2 separate regions of the Homo sapiens genome follow, and region 2 is linked to region 1. Evidence: chromatin loops called from intact Hi-C (ENCODE). Cell type or tissue: dorsolateral prefrontal cortex. All regions are shown on one strand. Each heading gives the region's core, and the rest is flanking DNA. Links, peaks and the distances in the headings are about the cores only. Region 1 overlaps SMARCA2 (SWI/SNF related BAF chromatin remodeling complex subunit ATPase 2). Region 2 overlaps SMARCA2 (SWI/SNF related BAF chromatin remodeling complex subunit ATPase 2).

Region 1 (15,333 bases), core at 8,628-13,627:
AGCAAAGAAATGTTAAGAGGACAATTAAAAGTGCAATTAATATTTATCTGTGAAGGTGCCACAGAGTGGGTAGCAACTGAATTGGGCCTTGAAGGAGGAGGAAAGTTCAAGAGAAAGAGGAAGGTAGAAAAGTTCAATCCAGACTGAACATGAGTTTGCAAACATTTTATCCATGGGGCTGTGATACTAAAGACAGAAAAAAATATTGTTCTCTTCACCCCAGGGAAAAGAATCAAGGCCTCTGAGGAGAAGCTACAAGGAAAGAAGATTCTATTCAAAGGGAGGAAGAACTATTAATCAGAGCTGACCACGAACTGGAGGGGCTACACAGACAAAAAGGTAGTTTTTCCTTCTAGGGGTGGCCAGCCTCCTGGCACAGAGATTGCAGAGAATGTGATTTAAGCAAGGGATGGGAAGCTGTTCCATTCAACTGCCTTGCAGCTCTGCGATGCTATGCATCTTGGATGTCTCTGCCAAGCAGGCTTTGTACAACATTGCCAGGAAAAAGAAGAATTATTTTAGCCCTGTTACAGCATTTCTTACACGACGGTCCTTGCCAAACTCCCTTTCAAGGCCATGTTGGCTGGGTTCATGCAATGTGTTAAATCATAAGCCAGTAGAGAACATCTCTTCACATCCAGGCCCATGAGAACCCCTTCAATATCATTTCATCATCAAAAAAGCTTAACAGGCTGATATTAAATAGGATTGCTGCTGGTGAACACCAAAGACAGGAAGCATCTACTTTGAATGCTTAGGCCATGGGGCATGTTGCATCCATTGCATGTCCTGATTAATAACAAGTTGCCAGTTTCATACCAAATACGGGCATGCAGTTTTCAAAAGATTAGATTACAAAAAGATACGTTACAATAAAGCTGTTTTGAGAACAGTTTCGTCCTTCTTGGATGACTTAGTATGTTGCATGGCATTTCAGAATTACAATTATAAAAACCAATTTTCACAGTGCAGTTTTGTAAAACAAACTAATTTTCCATTTTTAAATGTGCATGTTGTAGATAAAAGGAAGTTTACTAGATGCGCTAAAAAGAGAAATGCTCTCCTAACACTGCTGATAAGTTAGTCACTTTCCCTTTCCTCTTAAGGCTGTACTTTCATTTTCACAAACATTCACTGAGTCTCTATGCTAGGCACTGTGCTACTCATCAGGGATAGAAACTGAATGAAAAAGAGAAAACAAAACAGATATCTTAAACTGGAAAACTTCCTGAGATTCATAATGTTGTTTTTCTTCAGGGCAATTCCCAATGATTATTTTTAAGAAGTTAAGTTCAGCTACATTCTTGCCCAATAAACAAGGTTATTTTGCTTTTAATGTCTGGAGAGTAAACATATCAAAGCTTAGCTTTAAAAATTTCGCCCAGCCAGGCACGGTGGCTCACGCCTGTAATCCCAGCACTTTGGGAGGCCAAGGCAGGTGGATCACCCGAGCTCAGGAGTTTGAGACCAGCCTGACCAACATGGTGAAACCCCGTCTCTACTAAAAATATAAAAATTAGCCGGGCATGGTGGTATGCGCCTGTAATCCCAGCTACTGGGGAGGCTGAAGCAGGAGAATCCCTTGAACCCGGTAGGCAGAGGTTGCACTGAGCTGAGACCACACCATTGCACTATAGCCTCAGTGACAGAGAGAGACTCTGTCTCAAAAAAAAAAAAAAAAAAGGTTGGCCCAGATTATTATTGTCCCGTCTGCTGTAATAATACTCCAGGTACTCAATTTATTGCTTAAATAAAATTTTCCCAAGCTCAGAAATATATATTAGCCAAAAAACTCTTCATATTACAGAATGAATCCTAATTACATAACTATAATCTCAATAGTGAAACAAAGAAAATTCACAGAATCATATTCTGAGGTCACTGGAATATTTGACTGGATACGACAAACTAATCACACAAATGTTCTATTTTATACACAACGGTTCAACCACAAATAATGAGCAGTGCTTTTCAGAATCACAGGCTCCCATCTTTTCAAAATTCAGGTCACGTCCCTCTCATCATACAACATCCTGAGTAAATCACATCTCAAGCGGTGACAAGACCTGTTTGCCTTTGGTATCTAATCTCAAAATTCTGCCCACTGCCTTTCTACCCATCTACCTACTTAAAACCTGGGTCCTAAAATCCATGTTTCACAAAGCTTGGGAACTGTACTCCCCTTGGATAAAACGAACAACTCCCCAAAGCTTTTGTTTTGCTTGGTTTTTACCCAACTACACTTACTATTTCCAGCATGCATTTACTGGCTGTGTCTGGAATGCACGTCCCAGGTTGCTGTGCCTTTCTAGGTACTAAGTCTACTCCCAAAAATGGGAAGTAGAGCTAACCCTTCGAATGGAACAGTCACCCGGGCCTCAGTGTTCACACACGCGACTCCTAAGAGCATTTTGATATTTCTGTGCTGCCCAAGGAACGTTCTGAGATTTCAGTCCTCAATCAAAATGAGAAATCACCATTTTCCAAAGGAAAAACAACATAAACAAACTCCCGAATAACATTTCCAAGCATCGGTGACCCGAGTCCCAGGCTCTAATCTGTGTTTGTGATGGACAGATCAGATCAAGCGGAAATCGAGCATGTAGACACATAAGCACCCACCGATTCTGTGCTTTCTAACCAGCTGTGTGTCCTGCATAGCCATGTCACCTCTCTGGGCCTCAGTTTCTTCATCAAACCAAGCAAGTACAAAGGTACCTTCCAGCTCTAAAAGTACTATGGGTCTACAAAATAACCACACAGTTAGAAAACTCTGCTATCCCTGAAAGATCTGTGCAGACCTTGCAGAAGTAAAACCTCGATTAAAGACCATGAAATGAGGGGGAACAATTACAAAGATCTCTAAGGTGCCCTTCCACATTTTGATTCTCAGTTGGAGAGAGTGAGGCATGACCAGGCAATTGGTCATAAAACATTAGTGGGTCTCACAGCTCTCATAATCCTGTGCTTCCAATGGCCAATTCTGCTCTAGCAAAAAATCCTGCATATTTTTTTCCAAGCACCGCCTTGAAGTGCAGAACGCCTTTATCTTTTCATGCAACAGCACAATGACTTTATGCAACAGCAGAATGACTTTATCTTCTGTGTTCAAGAGCCCCTTCCCTTTGATTGCGAACTCAACCTCCTCAGAAAATCCCAGCTCTAGGCCCCTGGTTTCTCCAAGCCACCAAAAACCCTCCACCTAGTGAGAGCGGGTTAGAAAAGCTAGGCTTACCCTTAGCCACTGCTTCTCCGTGAGGGCGTCACTGTAGTCCACGTCACGGCGCTGGCGGGACCCCCTCCCAAATATTTTCTCCTCCTCTTCTTCACAGGTGAGCCTTTCTACTTCAGCGTCATCCTTAATGATCCAGGAGGGCAGCTCATCCTCCTCCATTAAACGGGGCTTCCGTTTCGGGTTCCGGGCATCTTCCCTCCGCCGGTCCATGTCCATCCGCTGGAGACATTAATAAGAGGGTCACCGAAAGTCAGGGCTTCTGTATGGTGCAGACTTCCCAGCACTACACAACTTCCCCAAGTCACTTCCTATGGCTGCAGGGTCCCTTTCAACCTCTCTCATCCTGGTTGGCTTGTTCTAGCTCATCCCTAAATATCTAGGGAGAGATTCCATTAAGTAAAATCCCCTCCCTTTTTCTGTACCCACCTTTTGAAACTTATTCATACATTTAAAAAGTACTTTTAAAGAATTTCCTTTTCTTAGTCTGTGTGTATGCAAAGCTCCCTCTTTAAAGTAATAGTGGAAAAATTCAAATTGGGAATGCATTTTAAAAATATGACCTCTTGGCTATACAACTCATTGCTTCCCTGGAAGAAACTTATTCTTTGAGTAAAGAAAAGAAAGATCTTTAAGAAAGTTTCCTTTTATTCAATAGGGCTTGTGCTTTGAACTAAACAATCAGCAATAAAAAAAAAAGGGGGACCCAAGGTATCAGTACAGAATAGCTACCCACAGTTGGACATGTGGAAGAGACATAAATGGTTTCACTGGTCCATTGGCCATGAATATACTAACTTTTCAATACCTCATGGGCACTGTCTGAGGAATGCTCTTCAATTCTTTACATTTTAAGCTTTGTGCTCTTATGAATATATTATACCACAGACAGAGAGAGCTCAGAGGTAATCGCATCCCAACTGATCTAGTTGTAAGTGAAATGGATTCCTTTCAGAGCCTTCAAAATGCCTACTTCCCCACCTTCTCTCTTTTTAATAATCCAGTTCACTTGTAAATAAACTAAGGGCCACACACTTGGCTTTAATCTATAACTAAACAATACGATGGATTTTTAAAAAATAAACTGCCACTATATATCCACAGACATTATGTATAAACACTAGCGAGATGTGTCATTTCCACAATGAAATGGACCATCAATCATTGTTATTTACCTTTTCCTTCTTCCTTTGGTTCTACCATACTGAAATTGGGATTCAATATTATGTTTTCTTAAAAGCTAAAACTGATAAAATGTAAATGAAATATCTACGCAAACCCAAATATGACCTCTAGAACCTATTTTAAAATTAGTGGTCAAAGCTCTTTATACTTCTTCCACATTTTTGGAAGTCATTACATTTCCAGAATCTGGTAGGCTTGGGAGACAGGTGAAGTCCCATTGGTTGATAAATGTGGCCACCTTGCTCTGTCATGTGCTATAATTAGCTCACGATGCTTAATCCTGTCTTCTAATGTTTTGGTATGAGAAATGGATCCACCAAACCTTCATAACTGGCACACAGAGGTTGCCTTCTTTACAGCAGTTCTAAAGAGGGGCTTCGTGAGGCAACCTCCTAATAGTTATTAGAGAGCTAATAAGAAAAAAAAAAATTTTGTTAATGTCCTATACTGAGATGACAAAATACTGCCATTTCAATCTTTGGTTTTACTGCTACTATTATCTACAGCAAAAAAATAGTCTTTGAGGTATGTTTAATCAATACATTTCTATGGACATTATTCTTGCTAATATATTTGTCCACAATTGAGAAAATAAATCTTTTCTGATAGAAAAGTAAATTATGCACTTGTTTCTTTTTTCTTTTAGGAAAGGTAGATTCGATTACATAAGATAAGCTTAAAGTCTTAATAACTGCATCTCTCCCTAGAGATTTCTACCCACAAAATACCAATATAATTAATTCAACATTATGGCAAAAGTCAAACTTACTATTTAGTTACTTTGTGAATAATTGGTCTTGAGATCTGATTATAAACCTTATGCTTACAAGTACAATTAGTTTTAAAAGTGCTTTTTCCCTTTGTAGAGAACATAGCATCTAAAAGCTTAATGTTTGTATGTTAGCAAAATGTCTCAGATACTTATCTTGAGCTGCCAAAGATCTTTTTGGTAAAATTCCTAAGTAATTGGTATAAAAGATACTTTTTCTGAAGTTACATTTTTAGAAAGAGAAAGCAAGACATGCTTTTTTTAAAAGACGTTATTTTAAATAAACTATCTGCTTATCATGTGTAAACCAGTGTCTATGATACAAAATCAAATAATAAGTTTGCATTAATTTTATAGAGAACTCACTCTTTTCTAATAATGGATAAAGAGTTTAAATATTTAAAATCCAAAGATTTATTCTAGCTCACATTCCATTCTTGTTTCTCACCAAACTTTTTAATCTGTAGCTGGCAGAGATTCAAATTTTATTTCCTGCCCCCAAGTGGAGGTGCTAAGGAATAGTGAATTGGCCAAAGGCGGCCGGTGGATTAGAAGAAACTAAACCAAACCTAAAATCTGTCTAATCCTCAAAATAGAAGCCAGCCTTTAAGAAACCAGCAGAAAATTCACAAAATCAAAGTGCCTACAAAAAGTGTTCCCTAGCCAGCCTCACCTGTGTTACAACCCTGTTCTTTGAGTGGTAAAATAGTCCCAAATTAAAAGAAGGCTGTGCCTTCCAAGATATTCAGATTGTTTCTGAGGTTTTCAATTTCTACAAATAGCCCAAAAGTAAGGCAGGAAAGTACACTCACCCCCTTACTTCAGGGCTGCTGAAAGAATTCTCCATTTCTGGGCCTAATCTAATTTGTATAATGGCAAGCAGCTTGTCCTCTCCAGTGTCTTGAGAGTATCTGCGGCTTTAGCAGTGCTGAATTATTGCCTAACAGTGATCAGCTGAGGGTCTCTTGCTTGGGTGTTCCCCAGTAATCTGCCTTTTAATTAGTTCTTCAAGGACAGAGGGGATGTCTATTTCTGATGGGTATCTTTAACCTCCCTAAATAGAGAATATTGTAATCTTTGATTATGCTGACCAGTGTGAGTTAAGAAATCTAGAATTTATGAATGCCCTACATTGACCATGCTGTTAAGTCTTTCTTACTACCATTCCTCTCTGAAATAGCTTTACTTGGGAAGGGTGGTTCATTTCGGGGACGGAGGGAGAAAGGGAAGTGCATATTCCAGTTTAGTAGTTATTCCCACAGCTACCTGAATTTTCCTGAGAAAGAAAATTTTATTGTGGATCATTATATACAATCAATGTTCCCAGAAAAAAGCCACACACACAAAACCCCAAAATAACATAAGCCTCTCCAAACAGGTGGAGTTCCATTCTGTCTAGGCTAAAAAGGTGGAGATTGCAAACCCTGTGGATCATATTTGGCCCACAGTTGTGTTTTGTTTGGCATGCAGTGTTATATAATAACTTAAAAAGTTGGATTTAGTTGCAGTGTTTTAAAATCTAGAGATCACATATAAACACCTAGACTTCAAGCTCCCCTTGAAAATTTGTCATTTCTGGCGACATAGGTCTCACATTTCTACCTTGCAGCTCTGTCCCCCCATAGACAAAGCATCTCCAGTACACCTACCTCTGCCCACTTGCTTCACACATGCAAATTACTCATGTAAGATCTGATGGCACTCAAATTTGGGACCTCTAACTTTAGGGTTCTGCAGCATTCAACCACCAAAGTTGTGGTTTATATTTACTCTCTCTGTAATCAGTCTTTGATGAAGATGAAAATGATTGAAGATACTGGAGGGAAATCCAACTGATTTTGATCCTTAAATGAAGGCTACACCTTTATGCACACCTTGAAGGTTCCCATTCATTTAAGCGGGCTCTCGTCAACAATCTGAAAAGGCACACCTGTGTGTTGTTTTAGCTGTTGTCCACCTATCTCCCTAAGGAGCATGTTGCTTTGATCCTGTAAGGGCACTGTTGTAAGTTCCAATGCCTATAGGAGCCAGGTAGGCTTCCTGAATGACACTGGCCTGGGATTAGAAACGAACTGGGAACAGGAGGGCGTCTATGGTAAGCTGTAGACCGCGAGGCCTGTCCAGAGAGTGCAGCTGCTACTCAGCCCTGGCCAACTGTTTCCACACAAAGATGTGGGCCTGGTACTGCCCGATCTCATTTTTCAAGAGAAGCCAGAAATCAGGATTCTTTTTTATGTTGGCAATGAATGGGAAATTTTAAAAAACGCTGCGTGGGCCAAACAAAATATGTCTGCAGGCTAACTCCAGCCAGTTTGCAGCCTCTGAACTGAAGGAAAGGCATAGGCTTTACGTATGAAGTTCTGCCAGGCACGCAGGCTGCAGACATTCTGCTTAACAGAAAAAGGGGCAGAGGTATAAAGCATTTGTGTTCATGATTTTCTGTAACATTACCATAAAAAGGTCAAATTCTTCTTCTCGTCGAGCAATCATTTGGTTCAGAGTCTCATCGTCCGGTACTTCATCTTCTTCCTGGGGTTAAAAACAGAGTGATTTTAACCAGTGGACAGCTGGGGCAAGGTACAAACAAGTAAGTGATCTGTCCTCCAGACCAGAGGGGTCCCATTTCTCAAGGCAGAAAGAAAAGGGAAGGGGTTGCTGGATTTAGTCCTTGACGTTACTATTTTACAAGCTATTAAAACCATCTTCCCAGAGCAAAATCCGTTCAGGGAGGAAACTGTGGTCCACTATAAGAAATATGAGTTCTCCTGGATGTGTATCTTGATTCTGTTACTTTTACAACAAGTTACTTAATGTCTCCTCGCTTCAGTGACCTCATTGGTCATATGGGTATGACATCTATTTCACATGGGGATGTAAGATTTTAATAAGGACATCCATATGAAAAAGTACCTAACATTAATTCTTTTAATTCCATTTACCTTATGCCAAATATAAATGCTTATTTTCAAATCCTTACAAAAGACATAAGTATGTGAAACCTTGTTACTAGGCACTAAGACAATAAAAATCACATATATGTGCCAAATATATAGCCTTTGAAGTGTGCTTAATATATTTCTATGGGTATTATTGTTAATGATTGGAGCTATGGATGGGATAACTAAAAAGGTATCAGTAACAAAAAAAACCTCAAAATTATACTTAATTAAAATAATTTAAATGAAGCAGAGAAAGCAATTACATATGGGCTAAAATTTTCATTTTATATTACGTCAAACAAAGGTACATTATCTCTCTGCTAATTCCTCAGAAACCAACAGTTCTCAGGATTTTTAGCAATGTTATAGGATGACTTCCACACTTAAAAAATGATTCTAAAAGTTCGGCATATGCTTCAGGATTTATCTTCCCAAATTATTTTTATCATATGCTGAGTGGGCTTGTTAGAAATCAAACGGGGAATTTCAGTGTATCAGTCGAGGGAAGAAAGAGGAAAACACAGAACTTCAGACATCCAATTTCACAAACTGTATATTCAAAAAGAGGCAACTTGTTTTAGAGAAAGAGTATGAGTGTACTAGCGGCTCAAATGAGATGACTGTGTCGGCTCCCAAGATAACGTCTTTCGCACTGCAGGAACTTAATAAGTGTTAGAAATGAATGCAATCCAATAAAGTAAAAAAATCTACAATTCAAGATAATAATTATTTCTGAAAAACCTTCTATTCTAGTTTGCCTCCAGATTGATTAAAGTCAATTTGTCTAAATATTACATTTCATCTGACAAGGACACAGACTAGCTGGGAGTGGGTTCAGACTTCACAGTACAAAATATCTGGTAATGTCTCCTCTGGTGAACAGATGTCCCGCTTCGCCTACTTTCTTCCTAGAACCACACATTACCCTCTCATCACCTGGACCATGAGGGGCTCAGACAACCCCATGCCCAAGATGAAAAGATTCTCTTGTAAAGTGCCTGTTTATGACCTTCATGGAAAACCAAATAGCTGGAAGTGCACAATGCATCTTCCTGGGTTCTCTGCCCCAGCACTTCATGGTCGCATCAACCATGGTGATGCCAGCCTATGTTGTCCTGATCTTTCAGAACCAGAGTCTTTGACTGCAGTCTCTCAGTGTTTTCAAACATCTTTACATCAGGACACAAGCCCCCCTGAAAACGGCAACATTTTTCTGACACACTGGCAGCCAAGAAGGGACAGGAGCCTCAGCAAGGCTGCTCACAGCTAGCCTTGATGGCAGGACAACTGGGAGGGGAGTGCACGTCAGGCCCCACCTGGCAGCCCTCGGGCCCAGGGGAGATCAGCAACTCCCTGCGGCTTAGGAAGGCTGGAAAACTCCAGGCTTCCTTGATTCTCAACCAGATCAGGTACTATTTTCACAAGGCCTACACAAAACAAATAAGCAAAAATGTAGTGGAGACGACTGGCTGAGTGTCAGCTCTGCTCATATCTGCTTTGTCACAGGATAGATCATTCGCCATATTGTTTTTTTGGAAATGTCCAAGTGTATAAACAACAAAAAAATCACCTGACAATTTGACTCCATATCTGTATCAAATATTCAATTTCTAGAATCAGAAACTATAAATAATTTGAGATAAAAATTTTTCAAATGTGTGTGGATAGTGAGTGCATGTGCATATGTATTTTTTATCATTTTCATGAAACTCAGTGGATAGCTAATCAAAAATATAAGACGGACAAATTAGGAGGCATAATACAAAAGTGCTCTTCAATTTGCAAATGGGTTCATTTCAGGATACCTTTAAATATCAAGCTTTACTTCACATTTAGATTCATTTTAGAAAAAAAAAATATACAGACAGTCTCTGGCTTAACAACGGCTGGACTTAGGATTTTTCGACTTTATAATGGTGCAGAAGGGATGCACATTCAGTACTCCACTAGACTTAAGATGGGGCCATGTCCTGATATTTTCAATTTATGATGGGTTTGTCGGGATGTAACACCATTGTAAGTTGAGGAGTATTTGTTTATAAGACTTTTAAAAGACTCAGGTTCATAATTTATAGAAGAATGCAAAAACACATATCCTATTTAAGGCAAAAATCAAATTATATCTAATATATGCAATGAAAACAGTATTCCACATGAATATGTAAGGTAGACTTACTCTTCAATTTGTAAGTATGGGCACACACAAAAAATATGTTCAGCCAGTTTTATGATAAGGACTTCTGCTGATATTCTGTAGTTTGCTACACTATATACATACGTTTAAAAATCTACTTCAAATCCATTTTGGAATGAATATTTATAAAATTACTAACGTTGGCAATCTAAAAATAATACAAATGACAACTCAACATTCCCCTAATAAAAACCTAATCAAAGCATTCTTCATACAACCCTGACAAATAAAGGCTGTTTAACCAGAATTTTTCCCAACCTTCAGACAGCTCTTAAAGAAAAATTTAAAGTAGAGGTTAAGGTCATGCTTGCCAAGAGCAAGTATAGCTAAATGTGCGGAAGATGGCTGTGAAGGTTTGTCCTACAAACATGTTGAAGCTCTGTGATCCCTGATCAAAAGGCAAAAGAGAGAGAGGGCTCTGGAGGATGAGAGAAAGAGGACCCCTTCCATTTATGTCTTGTCTCGTCCGGCTGATTTTGTCCCTAAAGTATCCTCTGCAGTTCTGCATCTGCCCTACAGAAGGCAGCACTGATGGTTCAATAAAGCAGCTGGTTTTACCACCCTGGGAAAAAGGAGGGAGCACCCACAGGCCAAGCCTTGAGGTTCCTCCAGCCATAGCTCTTAAGACACTCATTTTGGATAACTTTCACAGGCTTTCTGTGGTTGGGATCTAAAACAGCAGTTTATTTCTTCATTTTCATTAACGCCAGCCCAGGAAGTTTTTTAAACAAAGGGATTATTCTGAGTCCTTCAGAGACAAAAGGCCACTGTTTGATTTCATAAACTTGGGGTTTTCTCTAATACCTCATTTTCCTCCTCATGCTCCAAGATGGCCTGCAGGAATGCCCTCCGCTCGTGGCTTGAAGACTTTTGGTCAAACATGCCCGCCTGGATCACTTTCTGATCCACGTTCAGCTTGTATTTTGCGGCCGCGAGGATCTTTTCCTCCACGCTGTTCACGGTACAGAGCCTCAGTACCCGGACCTCGTTCTGCTGCCCGATGCGGTGAGCTCGGTCTTGGGCCTGCAGATCCTGTTTGGGGGGTCAATATGCTATGAGGACTGAGATGCCTGGCATAGGCATCCAAAACCGGACCCCACCCCAGAGGGAAATATGGAAGGGTTCTGTATTTCACCTTCACTAAGGTAAGATTTTGCCTACATTTTAAAAACACACAAGCTACGTTTGGAAAAATTCAGTGTCATTCCTAGTTGAAGAAACCTGGGTTGAAATTAACCAAGCCAACTGAAATACATCTCAGGTTTTGAAATCCAGGTATCATATTGTTTTTATCTGTCTCTAGGTTCCCCATCAGATTTAGTCCATATCTAAAACATTAAACAAGACACCAATGTCCAATGTCAGAATTATGACTTACATAACACCTACAACTAACCTTAAGTTGCAAGAAACGCCTTTTCTTTGGCGTGATGTGTTGAAGATTATTTTAAAAATATCACTGAGTTGTACATTCAGGTATTATACATACATACATCTTACCACACACACACATACACACACACTGACTGCTCAGGTAGTCAATTTCCTCGAACCTAACCTTATCAAAGACTCGGTCTTCAATCTGGGAAATCAAAAGGATTGCTAGTTGGGTAGTCAACTGGTAAACTTTTGGGGACAGAAATTTGTCACTACCTATTAGAAGTGTTAAAACTGTCTATGTCTCCGACTTAGAAATATTACTTCGGAAATGTATCCTAAACAAATAATCATAGATATGCACAAAGATTTAGAAATAAGGATGTACCTTCTCAGAATAATTTACTCTCTCTAATGGCTTTTTTTTTAAAAAAAGAAACATTCAACAATACTGAATTAGTTAAATGAATTATAGTATCCTACTATATGTATGTATCAACAAAGTATCATAAAAATTATATTGTAGGAGATTTAATGACATAAGTGAAAACAAGTTAAAAAGAACCATGTGCATTCTGATCTTACATGTGCAAATTTATCTATATAAAGAAAAAGGTAGGAGGACAAACACCAACATGCCAACAACGTAAATCTCCAGGTGATAAGATTATAGGTGTTATTTCACTTTCTTCACTTTGCTTACATTTTGCTTTTTTTCTGCTTTAAATGTTACTCATATATTAATAATAAGAAAAAAGCTTTCATGAAATTTTTAAATAAAAACCTTCATGAGCCCATGAAACAGAATTACCTAATTTTATAGCTACGTAATAAAAACTTCTTGGCATGTGGCTTTTATTCATTGTGGTCCAGGTGATGTTATCTGAGCTGATGCTAATTAGTTGTTTACACATGTCTCCCATTAGACTGTATAGATTTTTAGGGCAAAAGTCTGTTTTCTGTATCCCACATCCCTGGCACCATAATTTGCAGAGAGCTGATGCTCAACAGCTGTAAACCCGTCTTCTTGACCAGACAAGTCTCCTGGTCACCTGTTGTAGCACAAGAAGGCAGCAGACAAAAGGCTGCCCTGGAGATTTGTTTTTGCTGCAGGGACCTTTAAAATTAAGTAGCCAATTAGGCAAAACTTCTTCCTCAGCAGATATTTGAATAAGTTAATATAAATATCATAGTGCTAAGCCATGAAAACAGCTGGGACCCATCTATATTAGATTATTTTCTAAAGAGGAGAATGTAAGGTGGATCATTCAAATCCAAAGGGGACAAAGAACTTTAAAACACCCTAAAGTTCCTTTTTAAGCTTTTAGTTCAACCGTCCCTCTCCACATATCTTCACCAGACCTGCTAACAGCAGTCAAGATGACAAGGTCTGTGTCATGAGGCTTTTCACTATCTCCTGGAACAGAGGCCAACAGTCTCTAAAATGGGCGCAATAGTAAACGTTCTATGCTGTCTGGCCCAGAAGCAAAAATTGAACAACTGTTCTCACCAGAAGGCTGATACTCTTTTTCCCCACCATTTTCTAATTTATACTTTAAAAAGTGAAAACCATTCTTCACCTGTGGGGGTGCAAAAACAAGGGGCAGGTCAGACCGAGCCCGCGAGTAGTAGATTGCTGACCCTTGTCCAAGAAGATGCTGACAAAACCACAAAAATACTAATTGCAGGGGGCAGCAGAATATGAATAGAACAGGTGAGGAAGCAGGGCACATGGACAACATAGGAACACGGTCAGACATTACAGAATCCTTGGGAATTTGCTGCAGTTAAGTTTCGTTTGGTGGTGGTAGCAGTGATGTGTGTTTGTGTGTTTCAGATCACCCATCTAATTGGAAGGTCACAAAAGCTAATATTTCTAGACTGGAGAAGTTTAACGAAATGTGAGCTTGAGTCCCTAAGCCAAAATGTGGGGGGAATATTGTGACAAAGAAGTGCTGTAATTATTGGATGGATTACTCCATGTTTCTGAAGTCTCACTTCGGTGGTCTGAAACTTCATCACACTGACTTAGGTCTGATAATACTTGAAGCTAAGAGCCTGGTCTGAGAAGAGGGTCTGCAAGCTAAATGTGGTCGACCATTCCGTAATAGCAACACAGCTGCAGCTCCGTGGGTAAAAAACACGAGTACCAACCCATGTTTCTAACCAACAGTTTGGAAATGAGAGTCTTGGCAACCTGGTGGGATTTTTTTTTGTTAATTCCACAATCACGAGTTCTATCTTTGCTTCTAGGTAGGGTCCTCAATCAGCAACATTAAGGCCTCTATCTGTCAACCTATGTCAAATCCCCTATTTTCACCAATGTGCCTTAATTTTGATTCAACATGATAATGCATACTTATAGAAATTTTTCTTCAATGCATGCTAAAATTAACCTGATACAAAGACCTTCACAATTTTCATTTTGGGGGCTATACAATCTATATGCAAGGGTGCAAGGTAGAAAGAGCTCAAACCCAGTATTCAAACTGAAACCTAAACAGACATGGGTGTGAATGATCCTGGTGGGGTGTTCATGAGCAAGCTAACATTGACTGGTTTCCTTATGTAGAAGATATTTTGACGATTACTTGAGGTGAGGTATGCAAAGTGCCTAACAATATTTAGTAGAGTTCTGTACCTTTTAAATGAAAACTCAGATGGATCTTTATCACTATAAAATCACTGATTCCTGAAAAAGAAAAATTTGACCAAACTAATGGTCCTGTTCAGTGACAGATGAAAAATCTGGTCAGCTCAGTTTATTCAATCAGGTGGAAGTGAATCTACCTATGGCAGCTAGAAATACTTGCAGAGGCCCAGTGTGAGGAACCTGTTGTAAATTCCACCAGAGAAAATCTGGGATCCTGTGTTTTGCTGCCAAAGCTTTAGTTCCCATGTAGTTAAGAGGGGACTATTTCATGTTACTGCAATTTACTTTGATTCTAGAGTTCAAAGTTTTTAACAGAGCTAGAGAGAAAGTACGAAAAAAAAAAATGAGAGGCGGGGTGGGGTGGAACATCATACAGATGTCCCAGAGTTATTTTCCATGTTAAATTAGCATTTCCTGGAACAGTGGCTTTTAGGATTTATACTGTATACTGTGCCAGTGAAGGTAAACATCTAAGAGTCAGTGGAAATGCTTACCTCCGAAGACAGAATACAAGCAAACTCTCCATTCACCTATAGATCGTCCTCAAAACTTAGGTACCAGCAAGGATAATCTAAACATCCAATCACATTGAGCACACCAGGAGGAGAGGAGTCACATCACGTCTTCCTTCCTCCCCCTTAGATACCCAGCCTAGCTCACTGCCTGCTGCATAACAGACACTCAATAAATGTTTGTGGAACAAATACTGAATCCATAATGCTAAAAAGAAAAACTGCAGATCTCTCACATCAATATGAATTCTACCTGAGCCTTGGAATGAAACACTTTTATGTATTTATAAAAATACGTAACCATATTTCCTGAAGACTTAGAACTAATATATTCTGTGCTGGTGGCTCCCAATCCTTTTCAAGATCAGAAAATTTTAATAGTCGCTTTAATTTATTCACCTACAGAGAATGGTAAGTACACGCAGTGGCCCAGTGTTGGTGGTTTGGGCCCACAGTTGAGTCTTTAAATCAG
Region 2 (15,333 bases), core at 3,873-8,872, 58 kb before region 1:
ACATGTTTCACAAGCTTAAGTGTGGATGCTTCACATTTCTGGGATTAGTGCTGTACCCTCCCCCAAATTCATGGTAAGTTTATTTGAAAGCAGGTTCTATAGCAACAAATGCTTAGCATTTTTGTAATTTTCAAACACAGGCTACAAAGCATATGAGCTTTTAACATCACTTACTGTTGGAAGCAGATGTGGTTAAAGGCACAAAGAGATTCACAATTTAGGTTCAAGATCCTAATATCTGATTTGGTCTACTCAGATCAATAACAGCTTGTGGTGTGTGATACAGTCATTTTTCACAAAAGTCTCACTCCCCTTAGGATGCCATCTCTACTTCCTTTGTGAAGCCAGAAATATCAAAAATTAATCATAAATCACTGCCATAAAAATTTCAGAAGGTGATTCTAGGAGCTTGTGAGAATACTAGAAGGCAGTGGCAAAGCATGAGTGACAACATGCTGTTTTAATCCACAGTCCCAGTTGTATAATTAAAAAGTAATCATAATGACAGTTATCATAAAAAAGGCATGCGCAGTAACTCAAACAGTTGCTTAGCAACCAGTGGAAAAAATGCTGAAGTGCAAAGAGGCCTGCATAAATTAACCGAAAATCCTCTGTCAAAGAGATGGGCTAGTTTTTCTGCTACACTGGGTCATCGTTTTTGTTTTATTTTTTTAATGCACATATGGGCCTCATGAGTACGAAAATCAGGGGTGAACGCAAGAGGTTTAAGAAGACTGCATTTTACTCAGGAATTGGATTTCTGGATCACTGCAGCAAGAACCAAGGTGTTCTCTCACCCTCTCAACCACCCCTACCCCTCACATCTCTTCGAGAAATGCGTTCGTCCTTCCCTAACTTATGCCACATAGTATATGACAAGAACTATTTTATTTACCATCACCTTCAACACAGGGCCACAATTTCTGGTCTGTTCTTTTCCTACCATTCTGAGATTTATACACCCAAACATTTTATCTGTTTGAAAAGGTGCCTATGAAATGCAGTGAGAGTAATTTGTAGAGAGCAACTTGCTTAATGAGCATTCTTTATCAGCTAGCAGCACCCCAAAAGTCAGACCTCTTTGTAATCGCGGATTTAACACCTGACTCTCCCTCAATGACACATCTTCATGGTGTCATCTTCTACATTGCCAACAGATGGTGTCATGTTTCTATTGATGGAGTACAGGCACATCTCTGTACACCTGTGATGGACACACTCTTAATTTTAACTGTGCTACTGGTGAAATAAATAAGAAATAAGCAGTTTGTGACCGATAGTGCAACAAAGCTCTAAGGGGTAAGGCTAAAACAATCTAGGTATGACATCTCTGTCTTCAGTAAGACCCTAAAAATTCTAAACCCCATAAGGAGACAAGTCCAGAGTTCTCTATGCTCATAAAGAAGAGAGCTGAATGCTCTGAGACTTGGGGCCAATACTGTAAAATGAGAAATAAACACATTTATTCTGTTTAAAAAATAAAGGCTCACTGGACTTAATATACCTATCCCACTTTCTTTTTTCCTCTCCTAAGAATAAAGGACAAAGGCAAAAGGAGGACCTGGAAGTTATCTATGGAAGACTTCTTGGGATATGTTGTTTCCATCATCACTGAAATATCTCAGAGTCTGGCTTCCAAAGCCCTCCAGGATATGTCCTCATTCTCTAAAAACCCAACTGGTACCACCAACACACTTCTCTTCTAGTCAGGAGAGTCTCTACTGTGTACCCCCAACTTTCATGGGCAATCCCCTCTTTATGACCCATTCCAGGTCTCCAGGCCTGACCTAGCTCTCACTCCATAGCTGGAAAGTTCTCTGTGGTTTTTTCTCCTCTCCAAGTATTTCCTTATCCCTCCAGGACCAAGAACCCATTGTCCAGAAAAATGGAGGAAATTCTCCTAAATATCAACTACACTTACTCTCAGTCCCCTCATTGCTCAGAACCTAATTCTTCCATGTGTGTTATTGTTTCTCTCCTCCCTACAGGGTGGGGTTCTCTTACAGACATCAAACTCATCCCCCTCCCTCCCAGAGCAAGGGATTGGATGGCCAGCTTCGGCAGACAAAGCCAGGAGGTCCTGGGCAGTACCTAGCTTCCACATTACCTATAGAATACCTTGAGGTAGCACGAACACTTGCTGGAGTAATTTATTTTTTTCCTAAATTACAGGTTAAAAAAAAATTAAACAAACAAACAAAAAAGGAAGTGAAGCAGCCTGACAGTTCTGAATTCTTGTCATTTCTTTCTCTAATTTGAGCTGAGCGAGGGCTTTTTTTTAATACACCTTTTGAAATGTGGTGGTTTTCTATGCACCACCCTGCCCCCGGCCAGAAAGTTGCTTTTTTCCTTTTTAAGTACAGAACAATAGTCTAATTGTACAATGTTGTTTACAGAAGGTGTTCTGTTTCTGTTGAAATGCTTATCCTATCCCAAGGTGTTTTCCATTATGTCATTTTACACAATTTAAGGCCTAAATATAAATTGCTACTTGGAAAGTACACTACTTCCCAGACAAAAATGAGACCCCCTCCCCAAGACCACTGATGGCCTGTGACATCGGATGGATTTTACGTAATGATCTACCTCAGGCTAGAAAGTATGGCTCTGATGAGACATGGGGTAAGTGGGGGAGGGGTACAACTTGAAATACAAGTTTAAAGGCACTCACTGGTCTTACGGTTCACAGGTGTTGGTGGACAAGAACCTCTCCTCTTCATGGAAGTGAACAGACACCGCGACGTGGCCATGAGACCATAGAGTACGAGATGGAAAAGAGCCACATACCACTGTGCAAGTGGTAGTTTGAACTCCTTGTATGCATGGCTTATATACACACACTACTGAGATTTAATTTGTTATGCTTCATCTGGGAACCGTTTTTTTTTTTCCTCATTACCTCCACAAACCAAAAGTATAATTCCACATCTATACTATGACTCTAAACTGGTGACTGCATACATTATAAACTTTACATAAATGTCAGCTTTAGCTTTGATTATATTTTAAGCTTAGAGACATGCTGAAGGCTGATATGCTAGTTAAGAAATCTACCTCTGGCCGGGCACGGTGGCTCATGCCTGTAATCCCAGCACTTTGGGAGGCAGAGGCGGGCCGATCACCTGAGGTCAGGAGTTCGAGACCAGCCTGACCAACATGGAGAAACCCCCTCTCTACTAAAAATACAAAATTAGCTGGGTGTGGTGGCGCATGCCTGTAATCCCGGCTACTAGGGAGGCTGAGGCAGGAGAATTGCTTGAACCCAGGAGGCGGAGGTTGTGGTGAGCTGAGATCGCGCCACTGCACTCCAGCCTGGGCAACGAGAGCGAAACTCAGTTTCAAAAAAAAAAAGAAATCTACTTCTAGAATACTGGTTATGTCTTTTAATGATTTTTTTTTCCAGGACCAGGCGAAAATTGATAATTAGTGAGGGTCTTTTATGGTTTTTCTTTTTTACCTGCTCAAGCTGATCTGTTGACCAGAATAGCTAATAGATAGTGCTGAGAAAGAAATCTTAACCATAGCTGAAATAAATTGTTTATATTAATAAGGGTTAAAATGTGACTATCTTACTTCAATTAGAAAATGATGTCATGATTTAGAATACTCACTTGAGGTTGGAAGGATTTTACAGAAAAGCTATCACAATCCTAAAGGAATCAAACATAGCAAAGTCGTTTGGGAAGAAAACTTTAAAAATTGGGTCAACACTGCAGGGCAGTAGGTGAAGTGTGCTGCTTCTTTTCAGGTTCAGGTTCCTATGAAGTTTAATATATATCATTGAAGAATTTACTAGACCACATTAGTGCCCCTACTTATCAAGAGAGCCTGCAGAAACCTGAGCCAGTCATGAAGCAGGTGTTACAAGCATCTGCACTCCATATTTGCTACTGAGATCTCTCATCTCAGCCTTATTGAGTATTGATTGGTGATAATTCCTAACAAGTTTGGAAATATCATCACCTAGACCCTTGAAGCAAGAGCAAAACAGGGTGGGATGGGAGTAGACTTGTTTGGGTCATGGAATCAGTAGCTGTTAAAATCACCCCAATGTTGGGGCACAGTGGCTCACACCTGCAATCCCCGCCCTATGGGAGGCTGAGGCAGGCTGATCACTTGAGCTCAGGAATTCAAGACCAGCACAGACAACATGGAGAAACCTCATCTCTACAAAAAAAAAAATACAAAACTTAGCCAGGCGTGGTGGCATGTGCCTGTAGTCCCAAGCTACTTGGGAGGCTGAGGTGGGAGGATCGCTTGAGCCCAGGAGGCAGAGGTCGCAGCGAGCTGAGATCATGCCCCTGCAGTCCAGCCTGGTCAACAGAGCTGACTTTGTTGTCTCAACACCACCAAAAAAATCACCCTAATAGTCATAAAGGACTACAGATAAATAATGTCCCTGAGTTACCAAGACAAACAAAGTTCCCTGTTAGGAGACTGAAAAGGGTTCACTCAGCTCAATAAGAAAGGCACCAAGACTTTGTCTAGAGTCTTAAAAACAATCACACTCTGATGCATGATTTTACTTTTGGTAATCTACTCTGGGCTGAAACAGATAATCATCAAGATGTTCATGACAGGATTACTTAAAATAAATAATTCAAAGCAGCCAAAACGTTTAACAGTTGTGGAAAGAACAAGTAATAGAATGCAAGAGAGTCTAAAATTATGTATTTTAAAGAAAAAAATGCTTGTTACGTCATTATAAAAAAAAAAAAAAAAAAAAACAGGCCGGGCGCGGTGGCTCATGCCTGTAATCCCAGCACTTTGGGAGGCCGAGGCAGGTGGATCACCTGAGGTCAGGAGTTCAAGACCAGCCTGACCAACATGGAGAAACCTCATCTTTACCAAAAATAAAAAAATTAGCCGAGTATGGTGGCGCATGGCTATAATCCCAGCTACTCAGGAGGCTGAGGCAGGAGAATCGCTTGAACCCAGGAGACGGAGGTTGCAGAGAGCCGAGATTGTGCCATTTGCACTCCAGCTTGGGCAACAAGAGCGAAACTTCATCTCAAAAAACAAACAAACAAACAAAAAAAACCCAAAAAAACAGAGGATATCAAATTGTAGTGCAGTACAACTTCAACCTCAACAAGGATTTAAAAAAGGCATTGAAAAACGACCAGAAGGAGATATGCCAAAGCATAATGAAAAATAATAATTTACTCTTATTCACCAAAATGAAGATTTATGATTGAATGTAATTTAGAACCATTTTATCCATAAATAAAGTAGGTCCCAACAAACACTTTAATTGGGTTACCTTCATTGAAAACATGCCATAAGTCAAATATCTAATTTTATTTTTCCAAAGAAATTACGTTTAAGGATCATAGGACCAACCTTTATTTTTATCACCATAAGCAGCACGTTTTACCAACTGGCACTTTTTAACTATCACATAAAGCCAAACAAATAAAAGAATACAATCATTACACAAAAGTTTTAATATGTTGTATGTTGCAACCATCAGAATCTTCTTTTCAGTTTCTATGCATTTCTTCAGGATTCTCCCATTGCATTTATTACTACAAAGCAAAGGTGCTTGAAACAGGACGTAAGATCCAGAGAGTGTTTTTGTGTGTGTATTGTTGGGGGGGGGCGGGGACAAGCATTTTCAAAAAATGTTTTTGAGTAGATTTGTCAGCTATCACTCAGCTTTCGGAAATACTGTCTTAGGATGGCTACTTTTCTGCCCTCTTTCTCACTTGACGTTTCATAACAGTGGGTGCAGGTACAGAACTCCACTGCCCATCTGACTAAATGTGATGACAGACAGACACCGGATGACCCGCAGCTTCCTCAGCCGGCCATTTCTACAGTTTTTCCCACCCCACCTTGTAGACGTTACACGCGCTCATGACTCAAAGCGTCCCTGTCTTTCAAAATGTAAGAACCCACACGTTCCCTTCCACTGAATATCCTGTCCTTTGATCCTTTCCTGCCTCTCCATTTCCTTTTTTTTTTTTTTTTTTTTTTTTTTTTGAGAGAGGGTCTCACTCTGTCCCCCAGGCTGGACTGCAGTAGCACGATCAGGGCTCACTGCACTGTAGCCTCGACCTCCCAGGCTCAAGCAATCCTCCCATCTCAGCCTCCTAAGTAGCCAGGACTACTGGAGTATGCCACCACACCCACCTCATTTTTGCATTTTTGTAGAGACAGGCTTCCACCATCTTGCCTCGGGTGGTCTCGGACTCCTGAGCTGAAGCAATCCGCTTGCCTCGGCCTCCCAAAGTGCTGGGAATTACAGGTGTGAGCCACTGTGCCTGGCCTTTGCTTCCCCATTTCTTAATGGTAAAATGCTTCAAAGCTTTTGGCTGAATTGCGACCAAATTAAAAAGCACAAAGCTTCTGCAGACAAAATCAAATGCCTCTCCATCTGTGCCCAAGTCCCACACGCTGCTTTGTTAAATGGGTGGGTCGTGGCAGGCACCGGAGTGCTGCTTTTTCCTACAATGGCTGTTGTAATAAATCCTCAAGGAAGACATATTAGGTGTGATTCTAAAGGAGTGAGACAGATTTTTTTCCCCCATTAATATACAAGGACATATATATATCCAAATAACTGCGATCTCTCAGAGCAATCCCTTTTTAATCAAAACATTTATAGAGTGGTTTGGAAAACAGTGTGTCAGCCCTGTAAGAAAATCCATTTTGTTATTTCCAGCTGAGCCTCCTTCCCTTCCTTCAGAGAGGGGTCCTTTATGCTGGTGTTGGCCTGGAGCTTGAGAGGCAGAGACCCTCGAAAGAGGGGCTTCAGGGCCAGGCTAATGCTGGAAGATAAGGGGAAGCATTCTGTGTCTCGGGAAACAGACGGACTAAGTTTATTTGTGGGCTGCCCACCTGCTGTACGTGGGCATAACTGGCTGAGCACCATAAATAAGTATCGAGTCACCAAGAGTCAAAGCAGCCTGTTTCAGCAAACATTTAAAGTATCAATATTTGTAATGAGGGCAAAATAAAGCACTGGAGTCCACATCTCCGAGCAGATTCTCTCTGCACTGAATGTAATATTTGGGCTCCAATTCAGCATTTCCCAAAGTGTGCTCCACAGAACACTAGCTTAATGGGTTAGTAACAGTGTCCCGTGAAAAGGGGGTTCTTTGGTCAAATAAGTTTGGGAGATGCTGGGTTAAGCAGTTAAACAGCTGACTTTACAGCAAGACTTCCCAGGGCCTCTGGCTGTACTGGGAATCTCCAAGAAGGAGTAGGAAGGCTAGAGTTGGAAGAACTCACTCTGGGAAGCATCATGAAATGCTCATGCACCAGACAATGCATGAGGCGCTGACCTCAGGAGGCTGCTACTCTACACGATAAACTGTCAGCTTGATTCTGGGTCCAAACTATCAGAAACAGAGAATGAATGAAAAAAGGTGCTTCACCTACACCTAAAATTTCCCAGAAGTGTATCTAATTGGTCACAGTGCTATTTCATGGTAATTTCTCTATAATGAAATTAGAGCCACTAAATGCAGAGGTGCTTGGGCTTGAGAGCTATCATTACAGCCTCTCGCTCTCATTTACAGTAATACAAGATGTCTGGTACTAAAAATAAATTTTGCCTACAAGAGCCTGTTGGCTGGTCCTGAAAGAGCAGTCAATACTAACAACATCATCACAACATCAAGGGCTGCTAATGGCCAAGTAGAGAGTTCAGCTGTCCTGTGATGGTGTATGCAGGGCCAGGTAACTACATACATGCACATGTGCACACACACATACATACAAGTGCCTTCACACACACCAATTTTCCTGCCACCTTCATTTCTGTAAATGGCACCGCTGTTCACTGATCACTCAGGGCAGAGATCCAAGAGCTATGTGAGTTCTCTTCCTCCTCCTCCTCACACATCCAGACTGCCCCTAAGTCTTGTCAATCCTACCTCTGAATATTTATTCCCTTGTCTTCCTACCTACTGCCACTTCCTTATTTTAAGGACTATCTTCCTCCACTACCAGACAACATTCTCCTAATGTATGCCTCCTTCGATCCATCCTTCACAGACTATCAGTGACATTTCCGAACACAAATCTCACTGTATCCCCATGATCCTCTCTTGGCTATCTACTTTCCACTGCAGGGCTGATGTCGGCTCCCTGGGTGTCACCTCCCCTCTCCCACATGACAGACATCACACACTGGTCCCTGCACGCTCACGCCCAGAACTCAGGTGTGCTCTCCGTTGGCCTCCTTGAAACAGTGCTCGTAACAGTCACTGCGATGACTACAGGTTGCCCTCAAGACCCCACTCCTAGAAGAGTACATCAAAATTCCTCCTCAGCTTGGTGTTCAAGGCCCTCCGGGATCTGTTCTCAGGCTTCTCCAGCCTCATCCAGGCTGTCCCAGTCTTCCTTCGTCTCCAATGAGCTGGTCACACTGAGATGGTGTAGTCTCTAGAGGGGGACTGCTTTCCAAGCCTCCATGGCTACATCCCCCCTTCCCGCACATACCACCACAAGCTCTGCCCCCCCACCCATCCTCCCTTCACCCGTCTGTTTGAGAAACTCCCACTCTGCTCACAGCCAGTTAGAAGCGCTCTCCACTCCTGCCCCATCCCTTCCCATCCCACCCTGTGTATATGTGTCATTCATACCAGGTACTTGCATTATTTGTTGACATAGCTCTTTCCAATTGTGCTTTAAATAACTCCATTTAATTCATTTTTTTTTTCCATTTTCAGTACTTACAAAGAGCCTCTTTTGACCACTGAAGCAAAGATTTTTTAAAAGCTCTTCTGAAGAAAGGGTTAATTCATCATAATACAATCTCCAAACACCATGTTGTCAGCTCAGGCTTATGGGAAAAGGAAGTGTGTGTGACAGACAGCAAGGGACAAGACAGACTCCAGAGAGCCCTGAGGAAGCAAACACCAAGCCCACTGCTATGTCTCTGGAAATTACAGTTTAAATGTGTCTTTAGTGAAAATGAATTTATCTAGTTCCTAACCATATACCGTCATGTCATCTCCCCTCAAAAAGCCTGGGCATGGCACTGGGGACTTGCAATAAATAGCCTTTAAAGTTATTGATCTACTTTTCGTGGTCACATGACCATCTTGATGGAAGAGGGCAAAGAGGGAAAGGAGCTCCTGCCTGTCCCTGTTTCCTGGGCAGGGCATTCAGCTTACATCATGCCATTTAGCCCTAAGGCCTCCTTTCTAGGTATTAGGGGTGGAAATATTTACCCAAGTTGGTTGATTATTTAAACTGCCCAAACTTATGAAGTCAACTATTCGTTGTTTCAATCTCCAAGTCAGAATCCAGACTGAGTTCTTTCTCATAATGGCAAATACAGAACAAAATTCCTGACGTTTCTCAATGGACATTATAGTTTATGTGCCTGGTTTCCAGGATTAGTCATTGTTTACTGGACTGCAATAAGAAATATCAAAAATTGACAATCTTGCCCGACAGTTTCATCTCCACACAAAAATGGATAAGTATAAGTATAAATCACCACTAGTTTTTAATCTCCTTATATAAAGAAGAATACCACAACCAGTGATCTGTGTTCATTCTGAAATACACGATACATCCTCAATTCTCTCTCTCCAGTCCTAGATTGGATCCTATGCTGGTGGAAAAAATGTTGTAAAGGATGTTATTGGGTCAGCTGAAAAAATTGAAATATGGATGGTAAAGCACTGTATCAACTTTTTTTTTAAGTACAGGTTGACCGAAATGGAGAAAGAAATGTTATCTCTCTTATATTAATAAGAGCTCCTAGCCTTGGCGTATCATGCACATCCATCTCTCCAGCTCAACCAATGTCATCTAATATTCACACTATCTCTAGGAGAAAAGCATTTCTGCTTTCTACCCAACAGAAGCAAAGGCACACAGAGGTTGAAAGAGACTGGCTTTAGATGCTTGGGACTACACACAACAGGTAGGCCCAGGAGTCACACCCTGAAACCCAACCCATCACACAAACAAGAGACAACTCAGCAATTGCCCTCTGCATGCCATGATCAACTCTGGAATGCAGACACAGCGTGAACATGCACGCTTCTTCATGTCTCGCAGGAGATCAAGTCACTACAGGTGCTTCGCATTAAGCTTCTAAACCAAGACAGCACAGAGTTAAAGAGGCCCAAGGAACACACAACAGAAGCTGCGCTGGAAGGGAGGGGGAAGCAACAGAAACCCATCTCCAAGATGCTGCAGTTAGGGCGGGCTTTCCAGGAGCTCCCAATACCCTTGTAAGGAGTGCATGTATAGAATTGGCACAGCCAGATTAAAATACAGCACCAACAACTTCAGAAGCCATGACAGCTGTTTAAGAGTATCTGTGCCTCTATCCCGCTCTCCAAGTAGGGGTGATCAGGAGGTGACCGAAGAAATTTGCTTCCAAAGGCCGATTATATGATTCAATCTGTTTCACGTAACGAGGGATACCTGTATTTAGAGATAGGGGAATACAAGACAGATCCTGACCTGTTTCCTTCTATTTCCAACTGAGAATTACTGGGCACCTTCTCCACGTTACACCTGCGGTAGAGTAGAAAGAACACTAGAGTCAGAAGACCTGGGTTCTCGTCCCCGCCCGGCTCCTTCTTCCTAGGCTGGGTGACCTGGCCAAGCCTCAGTCTCCTCACCAACCTGCCTTGTTAGGAAGATTACACGGGGTTATGTTTGGAACCTCATTCGGAAAAATAACATAGTTCTCTAAAAATGGTGGGGGAAGTGGATTTCCTAACCTTTCTGGGATTTTCCTACTTCCGTCACACACAGAAATTCCTGTTACCCTGTTCCCTCTTACATGTTCCATTCACTGTTCCAGAAGGTGGGAGACAGGCAGCCACTGGCTAGAGGTGCGTGTGATCTTGGGAAGGTAGTGCTAGTCTATCTGAGTTTAGCCCCTCATTTGTAAAATGGGGGAAATACTTACCTCAGAAAGTTATAAAAATTAAATAGGATAAAGTGCTTTCTTACAGTAGCCTGCACAAAGAAGGTATTCCAAGCATCAGCCAATTTGGGTCTGAACACCATCTAACTAGTCAGCTCTGCTTCCAAGAGCTCTATTCCTTTTCGAGAGATCACTGAATTCATGATCTTTAGTGGGAAATGAAAATAAACCACCACCTGGCGTCTTGGGCACTTCTACAAGCCTCTAGAAAAGCCTCTTCAGTTGAGGATTTTTGAAACTGCTAGGTTGGTGTCCCTTTTTGTGGTGGCAGGGAAGCAGCTGCCAGGTTTCACAGATCCTGGGAAGACCCTCCATACCCTCTAGATCTCCCTCCAGGTGTAGACAGCACCCTTTGGGATTCACAGCCTGTGCCTGTCCATGTATAAATCCCTTCTCGGAGTCACTGCCCCATTCTGCTCTAGAGTCAGTGTGGGGTCGGGGTGTTGCAGAGAGGGAAAAGCATAAACCCATAAACAAATCAACAGAGGGGTGGAAGCGCATGTGCTCGCTTCAAAATACACAGAATTCTTTGGAATGTCTGAAATATAAGGAGAGCTGGGAGGGGTGCGTTGGAAAAAAAAAGTTGGGAAGATCCGAAGGTTCAGACTGTGGAAGATAACAATTCTCCTACGCTAAGAAGTCTGGTCATCATCGGGTAGGCAACGGGGCCGCTGTGAAGAGTTCTAAAGTTACAATATGAAATGACAAGTTAGGTGCCTCAGAAAGAAGCCAGGACAGGAAGAGACTGGAGGCAGGGCACGCAGTCCACCCTGCAGCTTGCCAGGCCAGGCCAGCAGTGCAAGGGCCTCAGGAAGACAGGGGGTGAGGAGGCAGGTGAACGGGTGTCTTGTAGGGACAATTAGGAGCAGGTTGAGGGGACTCTGAGTGTCAGCAATAAGGCACAGAATTGGGAAAGTCTTCATTATTTCACTTTTAGGACCTTGGGCTAATGATGGTGCTGACCAAGGAGACACAGAAGCTTAAGTAGACCATGTCATCTCCGAATGTGCACGAGTGACGGGAGGAAAACCTGAAAACAACAAGTGCTACCTTAGAACGCTTTACAGAGTAGATTGTAACTAACTCAGAGAAGCTAGGTATGGCTCTGTCATCTAAGACTGACGCAGATTACAACTCAGTGGGTTCTGAACAACCAAAGATCCCAGCAGAATAATTTCAAATCATTCTGATAAGGAGTCCATGCAGGTCAGCCATCTGATTGGCTTGGGGAAAAAAAAATACAAATTTTTAAAACCCTAAAACAAAGCAACAAAAAATAATAACTACATAATGACATAGATTTGGTTTAAAATGTTTGTTACGAAAACTTATTTTAGAAAGACAGTATGAATGCCAGTGTAAAGATCCATTGGTTTGATGAAGCCTTGAGATGATAATCAGTGTGGGAAAGCCTTCGACACAGTAAATACCTAACGCACTTCAAATAAAGAACTTCCGAGACAGAGGAAGCCTTGGAACAAGGCAATATTTTGAAATAAGAGCCCTGCCCTTCTGGAGAATGGGCTGATTATATGTAGGCCTTCAGCAGAGTTTCAGCCCTACTCAAAATGAGAAAAATGCTGCAAATTACTTTTCAGTGTGTATAGGAATTAACTACAATTAGTCCACAGGTTTGTAGTTTACCAAATTCTTGGAAAGCTGCTATAATGTAATAAAATATCAGATCATTTGCCGGGCATGGTGGCTCACGCCTGTAATCCCAGCACTTTGGGAGGCTGAGAAAGGCAGATCACCTGAGGTCAGGAGTTCGAGACCAGCCTGACCAACATGGCAAAACCCTGTCTCTACCAAAAATACAAAATTAGCCAGGCATCGTGGTGCACGCCCATAATCCCAGCAACTCTGGAGGCTGAGGCAGGAGAATTGCTTGAACCCGGGAGGCAGATGTTGCCACTGCACTCCAGCTGGGCAACAAGAGCGAAACTGTCTCAAAAAAAAAAAAAAAAGAAAAAGAAAAAAAGCTCATTTCCCCAGGTAAATATTATTATAATGTCCTGAATTGATTATAAGTACCAGGTAATGTCATTGTATCCTCAGATAATGGGGCTCATACGACCCCTACTTCCCTGAATTCCCCAGGCCAGCTACCTCTTCAGTAATATCCCATAGGAAAGCTATCTCTTCCACTGCATGATGAGCTAGTGGGGGTAAGTACCTGGAATTTTTTACCCTATAGTTATATTCAAGAGTACAGTCCTGGAAATAAGCAAACAATGAAGGAAATATTTCTAAAAAGAATGAATGATTTTCTCCAATGTGAGAACTAAAAATTCAGGACAAGCTGAGTCTTACCACAATTCCCAGAGATACCACAAGGGCTTATTAAATTTAGGGGCAAGAAGAACACATTCCCAGCTAGGGGAAGACAGCAGAGACTGAAGAGTGTCAGGGAGGCAGGAGCCACGTGGCTGCCACCCCTCTGTGCCCCGGAGCTGTGTTCACCAATTGGACTGACCAGGCACTGACCAGGCAGGTATCTCCTGCCTCCTCCATCACTTTGCTGCATCCATCTTCAAGGCTAGACCTGATGTCCAAACCCTTTTACAGACAGCAGGGCTGGTCTTCCTGTGGACTGCTTCTGAAAGAATTGTCTTCGAGCAATTGATAGAGAGGGAGGAGGTGATGACACCCTATTCACTTTCTGTTTCCAGATTCTTCAGGAATGAGAACAATGCTCAGATTTGAAAAGCAAGGCATAATAAATGGTGAACAAAAGCTCCTGATAAGAGAGTTGATAGAAAGAGCATATCAAGCCACTTCAAGTAAGTTCAAGTGTCCAGTTGCAAACTAATTAAATCCTGGAAAAGCATGTAGATTGCTTCTGCTAATAACATTTAGGAAATCACAGAGCACAAAAATGGAATCAGAACACTAGAGATAAGCAAATGTCCCAATTTCAATATGAGAAAGAAAATTTGAGACTGTTACACTTCATGTTGACCCTTGGTAAAAATTTAGAAGAAATTATTCAGATGCCACAGGGCTATTTAGAAAAGATAAATAACATCATTAAGTGCCAGCAGGAGGTCTCTTAGAAAAAGCCATGGCAAGCTAACCTCATTTCACTTTTTCGGCAGGGTTTCTAGGGTGATAGATTGGAAAGGCTAGCCATGGTGTATCATGGTTTTAGCCTTTCTTGAAAATGCTGAGAAAGGATAAATGTGGGTGACATGAGAGCATGGCTATATGAGTTCACTGATGGGTAGCCAACCTTAAGGATTACTGGTTAATATATTCATGTCAACCTGAAGTGATTTTCAGGGGTATGTCACAGAGACCTGTCCTTTGTCTAAGTTTCTAAGCAATAGCTTATATCAAATCTTTGGATGAAAAAACTTAGATACATAAACATAGTAAACATAATTTTTGCATAGATAAAAATTTAGAGGTACAGCATCATGCAAGGATGATGGGATGAAAAGTAGTAAGGCTGGAACTACACAGGGATAAGAATACAATCAGTAGGCATAGGTTCAAAAAAATTATGCTTATCTGAAAGCTAACCTTGGCAGTATTCATGTGAAATCAGAGCAGTGTATGTGTGTTCTGGGGTGGGGAGTGGGGGTTATTTCAAGAAGTCACATATTCAATGAGTTAACTCTGTGTCAAGGTTGCTGGAAAAAGTAAACACACCCTTGAGTTATGCTAACAGAATTCTGGTGTCCAGAATAAGGAAGCTAACCACCCTGTAATTAATGATCAGAATACCCCATTGGAGTTCTGGGCGCCATGTTTTAAATGGGACACTAGGAGACTGGAATGTGGCCAATGTCTAGGCATCACTCAGAGAGCAAAGTGAAGTGTTCCTACCTGAAGGACAATGTCCTGAGGTAGATATGCTTGTTGATACATTTTAAAGGATATTTCTCAGAATGAGAGCAGATTTATTCTCTGAGGTTCCAAGTAGAACAAATAGCTAGGGGTCAGATGGCTGCATCCCTTTTAATGTAGGAAACGGTGATGTGTTTAGAACTGTCCTTTGGTGTCAAGAACTGCTCTGAAGCAGGGAGCTCACACTGCAGTGTCCACATGGAGGTGGATGACCACATGCCAGAGGTGGTACAGGGGACTTACTTGTATTGTGGGAAGTTGGGCCAGGCAGAGCTAAACATCCCTTCCAACGTTAATAATGCCTCTAGGAATCTCTCTCTCTTCTTTATCCAAGTAACTGAAAGCCATGTCTCTAGAGTTGGAATAGCTCCACAGACTCTACTCTTTACCGTCTAACTCTACATCTCATCCCAGGGGCAATTTTCAAGGGTACAAATGCAAACAGGATGAATCCCTTCTCAAAGAACAGTCTTAGGTTAAATATTACATAAATTGAGAATATGAGTTTTTAAAAGCTTCTAAATAAGCAGAAAACAAAGCATGCTTAACAAGTCAAAACAAAGCCTTCTGGT

Evidence for each region. Hi-C counts contacts between places; a loop is a spot of excess contacts. Peaks named below come from ENCODE experiments on the same cell type or tissue, not always from the same donor. Only the 100,000 strongest peaks of a DNase experiment are listed, where the experiment ranks them.
Region 2: a loop joins it to region 1, with 4 times the contacts of the local background. A loop is called at or near these places in 5 of 110 quality-filtered maps.

Annotation. Positions count from the first base shown.
Region 1 is chr9:2,111,840-2,127,172 of GRCh38, reverse strand. It overlaps SMARCA2 (SWI/SNF related BAF chromatin remodeling complex subunit ATPase 2), which reads right to left. Exons shown (of 34, transcript NM_003070.5): 25 at 11,124-11,351; 26 at 7,638-7,715; 27 at 3,236-3,454. Among named protein-coding and RNA genes, the nearest start is that of SMARCA2, 100 kb to the right of the region's middle. In dorsolateral prefrontal cortex, for the core only: a CTCF peak has its summit at 10,843; no DNase peak of the experiment used is centred there; H3K27ac peaks cover 1,761 bases.
Region 2 is chr9:2,165,577-2,180,909 of GRCh38, reverse strand. It overlaps SMARCA2 (SWI/SNF related BAF chromatin remodeling complex subunit ATPase 2), which reads right to left. Exons shown (of 34, transcript NM_003070.5): 29 at 10,438-10,491. It overlaps LOC107987043 (a long non-coding RNA gene), which reads left to right. Exons shown (of 5, transcript XR_007061395.1): 3 at 1-73; 4 at 2,690-5,889; 5 at 8,682-9,025. Among named protein-coding and RNA genes, the nearest start is that of SMARCA2, 160 kb to the right of the region's middle. In dorsolateral prefrontal cortex, for the core only: no CTCF peak of the experiment used is centred there; no DNase peak of the experiment used is centred there; H3K27ac peaks cover 1,016 bases.